Linked DNA regions of Homo sapiens: region 1 is linked to region 2. Evidence: chromatin loops called from intact Hi-C (ENCODE). Cell type or tissue: heart left ventricle. All regions are shown on one strand. Links, peaks and the distances in the headings refer to the core of each region. The heading gives the core; the rest is flanking DNA. Region 1 has its middle 5.9 kb from the start of TMEM202. Region 2 overlaps TMEM202-AS1 (TMEM202 antisense RNA 1).

Region 1 (2,921 bases), core at 320-2,819, 70 kb after region 2:
TGGTGGTTCATACCTGTAATCCCAGCACTCTGGGAGGCCAAGGCGGGCAGATCCCTTGAGGTCAGGAGTTTGAGATCAGCCTGATCAACGTGGCAAAACCCCATCTCTACTAAAAATATAAAAATTAGCTGGGCATGGTGGCAGGTGCCTGTAACTCCAGCTACTTGGGAGGCTGAGGCAGGAGAATTGCTGGATCCTGGGAGGTGGAGGTTGCAGTGAGCTGAGATCACACCATCGCACTCCAGCCTGGGCAACAAAAGCGAAACTCTGTCTCAAAAAAAAAAAAAAGAAAAAAAAAGAATAATTTGAATATATGAATCAAGAAGCTTAAAAATGTTTGCATCTTTTGTCTCAGTAATTTCATCCCTAAAATCTATAAAATCAATAACTAAGATTATTACAGCTTATTTCTATAACCTCCCATCTACCAGGAACTGTGCTAGGTGCTTTATATACATTAACCTACTTGCTTTCTGAATCACATTTTTTCACTTTATTTTCTGATTTGTTATTGCTAATGAATAAATTATTTTTTCAATGTATTTACCTTTTATCTGATCATTTGACTGAATTATTTAAATTCTAATCATTCTATTGGCCAATTTCTCTTAGATTTTCTAGGTAAACATCCTATCATCTGCAAATGATGATCATTCTGTTTCTCCCTTTACAAAATATGTCATATTGCACTGGCCAGGCACGGTGGCTCATGCCTGTAATCTAACACTTTGGGAGGCCGAGGCAGGTGGATCACTTGAGGTCAGGCATTCGAGACCAGCCTGGCCAACATGGTGAAACCCTGTCTCTACTAAAAATACAAAAAAAAATTAGCTGGGTGTGGTGGCATGCACCTGCAATCCCAGCTACTCAGGAGGCTGAAGCAGGAGAAACGCTTGCACCTGGGGGGCAGAGGTTGTAGTGAGCCAAGACCACACCACTGCATTCCAGCCTAGGCAACAGAGCAAGCCTCCATCTAAAAAAAAAAAAAAGTCATATTGCATTGATTAGACCCTTTAGAATAGTCCTCATGAAGTATTAAGGGTGGTGGACATCGTTATATTACTCTTGACTTTAATGGAACTGGCTTTATTGGTCTTTGTCTATTTGTGTATTCATTTCTGTGTTAAAGAAGTTCCATTCCATTTCTATTTTATCAAGATTTTAAAATTTAGAATGGCTGTATCAAATTCCCTCTTAGCCTCTAGAATATGGCTTTTCTTCTTTAATCTATTTAGTGTAAAAATTTCATTGATACATTTCTTAACATTTATCTAATTTTACATTCCTCTAATAACGTATTTATGAACATAGTACATTATTCTTTAATATACTGCTAGGAGTATTTGTTTATATACTCAAGCCAAGAATAATCTAGAATTTTAAAAATATATCCACATGTTTAGATTTTTTTTTTTAGTTTTAATATATTATGGTCAAATAACATGTCCTACAAGAACTCTTTTCCTTTTGGAATTTAGTAACATTTGTCATTTAGCCAGTTTTCCTAAACGTCCTTTAGGCATTTAAAGACAATGTGTAAAAAAAATAAAAAATAAATAAAATATAAAAACAATGTGTAAAGTATAAAGTTTTAAATATATTTGTGTAGAATATAAGATTCTAAATCTATCACATTAAAATTATCAATAATATTCAGGTTGTTCCTATTCTTGTTAGTTTTTTCTCCACTTGGTAAAATAAAAAATAGTCCTGGCACAGTGGCTCACCCCTGTAATTCCAGCACTTTGGGAGGCTGGAGGCAAATCGCTTGAGCCCAGAAGTTCAAGACCAGCCTGGGCAACATGGTGAAACCCCATCTCTACAAAAAAAAAAAAAAAAAAAAAGTTAGCCAGGTGTGGTGGCGCATGTCTGAGGTCCCAGCTACTGGGGGGACTGAGGTGGGAAGATTGCTTGGGCCAGGGAGGTCGAGGATTCAATGAGCCGTGTTTATGCCACTACATTCCAGCCTGGGTGACAGAGTGAGATCCTGTCTCAAACAGATAAATAATAAAAATGAAATAAAAATAGACTGTTAGCTCTTTATAGGTGCACATGAAAAGACGCCCCTAATATATTATCAACTGAAAAATTTACAAAATAGTGGTTACATCACGCCCTGATTTTTTGTTTTGAAGGATTATAAATGTGTGTATATAGAAAATAGTGGGGCTGGGCTGGGCACGGTGGCTCATGCTTGTAATCCCAGCACTTTGGGAGGCCGAGGTGGGCAGATCACCTGAGGTCGGGAGTTTGAGACCAGCCTGACCAACATGGAGAAACCCCGTCTCTACTAAAAATATAAAATTAGCTGGGCGTGGTGGCGCTTGCCTGTAATCCCAGCTACTCGGGAGGCTGAGGCAGGAGAATCACTTGAACCCGGGAGGCGGAGCTTGCAGTGAGCTGAGATCGTGCCATTGTACTCCAGCCTGGGCAACAAGAGCGAAACTCCATCTCAAAAAAAAAAAAAAAAAAAAAAAAAACAGAAAGAAAGAGAGAAAATATGCTGGGCGCCATGGCTCATGCCTATAAGCCCAACAGCTTGTGGGGCCAAGGCAAGCAGATCTCTTGAACATGGAAGTTCAAGACCAGCCTGTGCAACGTGGCGAAACCCTGTCTCTGCTAAAAATACAAAAATTAGCCAGGCATAGTCTCAGCTATTTGGGAGGCTGAGGTGGGAGGATCACTTGAGCCTGGGATGTCGAGGCTGCAGTGAGCAGTGATTGCGCCACTGCACTCCAGCCTGGGCGAGAGAACAAGACCCTGTCTCAAATAAAAAGAAAGAAAAGAAGAAAAGAAAAGAAAACGATGGTCATACATAGAAATAACCAGCCAGGCGTGGTGGCTCACACCTGTAATCCCACCACTTTGGAAGGCCAAGGTGGGTGGATCACAAGATCAGGAGTTCAAGACCAGCTTGGCCA
Region 2 (2,921 bases), core at 212-2,711:
TTGACACAGGAAGTGTACAGAGCTTTGTTTTAGGTCTGACTATATACAAAGATGATTATTCAATTTTAAAGTAGTGGCCCTTTGAAGAAAACAAAGCAATATTCATTTGTCAAATTGCTGAAAATGCTACTGTGCTCTTCTTGTATGCCTGTATTTTTATTAGTTAATTCAACAAGTCAGTTGTTCACTAACATGTCAGGCACTGTGCTAGATGTTGAGGTTAAGAAGATAAATAGGCCAGGCGCGGTGGCTCACGCCTGTCTGTAATTCCAGCACATTGGGAGGCCGAGGCGAGCGGATCGCCTGAGGTTGGGAGTTTGAGACCAGCCTGGCCAGACGGTGAAATCCTGTCTCTATTAAAAATGCAAAAAAAAAAAAAAAAATTAGCCAGGTGTGCTGGCATGCGCCTGTAAACCAGCTGCTCAGGATGCTGAGGCAGGAGAATCACTTGAACCCAGGAGGCGGAGGTTGCAGTGAGCCGAGATCCCGCCATTGCACTCCAGCCTGGACAACAGAACGAGACTCTGTCTGAAAAGATAAATAAATAAAACCATTTCAGCTCTCAAGAAGTTCTCAGGCTAGTAAGAGAAGCAGACATGTAAACCATTAATTATAAGTACTATAGTAGAAGTATGATCTGAATGTTAGGGAAGCAAGAATATATGTATCTAACTCAGTGTAGAAGGCACACAAGCGTGTCATGGAGGCCTTCCTAGGGAAAATGTGGCCTGAGCTGGCCAAGCATGGTGGCTCACGCCTGTAATCCCAGCACTTTGGGAGGCCAAGGTGGGCGGATCACGAGGTCAGGATATCGAGACCATCCTGGCTAACACGGTGAAACCCCGTCTCTACTAAAATATATATTTTTTTAAATTAGCCAGGTGTGGTGGCGGGCGCCTGTAGTCCCAGCTACTTGGGAGGCTGAGGCAGGAGAATGGCGTGAACCTGGGAGGCAGAGTTTGCAGTGAGCCAGGATCGTGCCACTGCACTCTAGCCTGGGCAACAGAGCAAGACTCCATCCAAAAAAAAAAAAAGTGTGACCTGAGCTGAGTATTGGAGGACAAATAAATGATGTTCTGGGAAGAGGAATGTGAATGTATATATAAAATATGTAAGTGTGAAATACGGCATATTTGAGCCATGCATTATTTGGGGAACTGCCAGAAATTCAGCATGCCTGAAATTTTGGGTGTATATAAGACTGTTAGGGCCAGGCACGGCGGCTCATGCTTGTAATCCCAGCACTTTGGGAGCCGAGGCAGGCGAATCACATGAGGCTAGGAGTTTGAGACCAGCCCGGCCAACATGGCGAAACCCTGTCTCTACTGAAAATACAAAAAATTAGCCAAACCTAGTGGCACTTGCCTGTAATCACAGCTACTCGGGGGGAGGGCTGAGGCACAAGAATCGCTTGAACCCGGGAGGCAGAGGTTGCAGTGAGCCAAGATCGCACCACTGCACTCCAGCCTGGAGACAGAGCGAGACCCTGTCTCAAAACAAAACAAAAACCTGCTAGAAATGCCATTGTCCCTTCTTGTACCCTTCCCCTAGAAAGGTCCCTTTTTTATTCTTTTTTATCCTCTTTCACTTTCTCTTTACATAACTTGGCTCAAGGCTCCTCGGCTTGCAAATGATAAGAGGTGGAAATCAAAGCCCTGATTCATCTCTCTGTCTCTAGTCTGTACTCCTTCTCTTATGCTACTTTGAAGATTTTCCATTCTTTGAATAAAATTTGTCATTATTTTACTAGGATTTTTGTGAGGGAGATTGTGATAGGTTGTGCTTTACTAGACTAATTTTGGTCATTACATTTAGATTTTATAGAGCTAATAGGATGAGTGCAAGTAGGGGAAGATGTACTCCATATTAATTCAATTAAATATACATATACTGAATGCAGTTGAACGTAACTATTGTGTTAGCTATTATTGAAAATACAAATCAGATTACATTTTCTGTCCTTAAGAAGCTTATATTCTAATACAGGAAATCATGCAGGAAAAAAATCTAATGCCAGATGGTTCGTCAAACAGCTGTCTGTTAAGCTTAGCACTAGGGCCATGTTTCTCAACTTTTATTTCCATTATCAGCCCCCTTATGGAACCCTTTTAGACCTGTTTTTCCTATTCAGCACCCCACTGTAAAATTTTAACACCATAGATACACTGTATATGCTTTAATGGACTGTATGTGTATCTATGCTTTATATATAAAACATACTTTTTTTCATACCCTCCCAAAAAAACAATTTTTTCCTCTTGGGGAGTAATATTGCCCATGTTGAAAATGTGTACACTAAACTAGAGTTACCATTTGCAAGGTCTAAGATTGGGAGTAAAATTCTAGTTTCAGGATTTTAGTAAATATCTAACCATATATTATAATTTAGAAATTAAATTTTCTGAGTTCAGGTAAAACGCACAGCACTGTCAGCATCAGATCAAAAAATAAAATAATTGTATATGCACATACTTGTGTGGCTAAGCTTAAGCTTGTCACGTTGTGCAACTTCAGAGAGTATATTTACAGTATAGTCTGTGTGATGGGAAGGAAAGGAGGGAATGAAAAATCATTTGAAATTATAACCATGATGTGATTAAAAGACAAAATCATCTTAAAGTTTTCTTGACATTCCTATCTTGAACAGAATTATGTGTTTGTCCTTTGCAATATATAATTAATTCTCTGTGAATGTTTAAGTCACCCACATATTAATTTACATACAGGCCAAAAATGTATACCAACCAGAATATTCACAGAATATACACACTTATTTTATTCTTGAATATAGAGCTAAGAACATGAATGCTGTGCTAATTTTTACTCCATAAAGACATTATAAATCAGTTTTATCAAAGCTTAAGTACCCACCCTAGGACAAAAATAAATTATTCTGACCTATATGCCAAGGAACTAAAGGA

Evidence for each region. Peaks named below come from ENCODE experiments on the same cell type or tissue, not always from the same donor. Only the 100,000 strongest peaks of a DNase experiment are listed, where the experiment ranks them.
Region 1: a loop joins it to region 2, with 2.3 times the contacts of the local background. A loop is called at or near these places in 7 of 110 quality-filtered maps.

Annotation. Positions count from the first base shown.
Region 1 is chr15:72,390,980-72,393,900 of GRCh38, reverse strand. No RefSeq gene overlaps it. Among named protein-coding and RNA genes, the nearest start is that of TMEM202, 5.9 kb to the left of the region's middle. In heart left ventricle, for the core only: no CTCF peak of the experiment used is centred there; no DNase peak of the experiment used is centred there; H3K27me3 peaks cover 493 bases.
Region 2 is chr15:72,460,737-72,463,657 of GRCh38, reverse strand. All of the region lies in intron 1 of TMEM202-AS1 (TMEM202 antisense RNA 1), which reads left to right. Among named protein-coding and RNA genes, the nearest start is that of TMEM202-AS1, 12 kb to the left of the region's middle. RefSeq lists an enhancer at 1,383-1,652. In heart left ventricle, for the core only: a CTCF peak has its summit at 1,369; a DNase peak (open chromatin) is centred at 1,387; H3K4me3 peaks cover 1,302 bases; H3K27ac peaks cover 1,016 bases.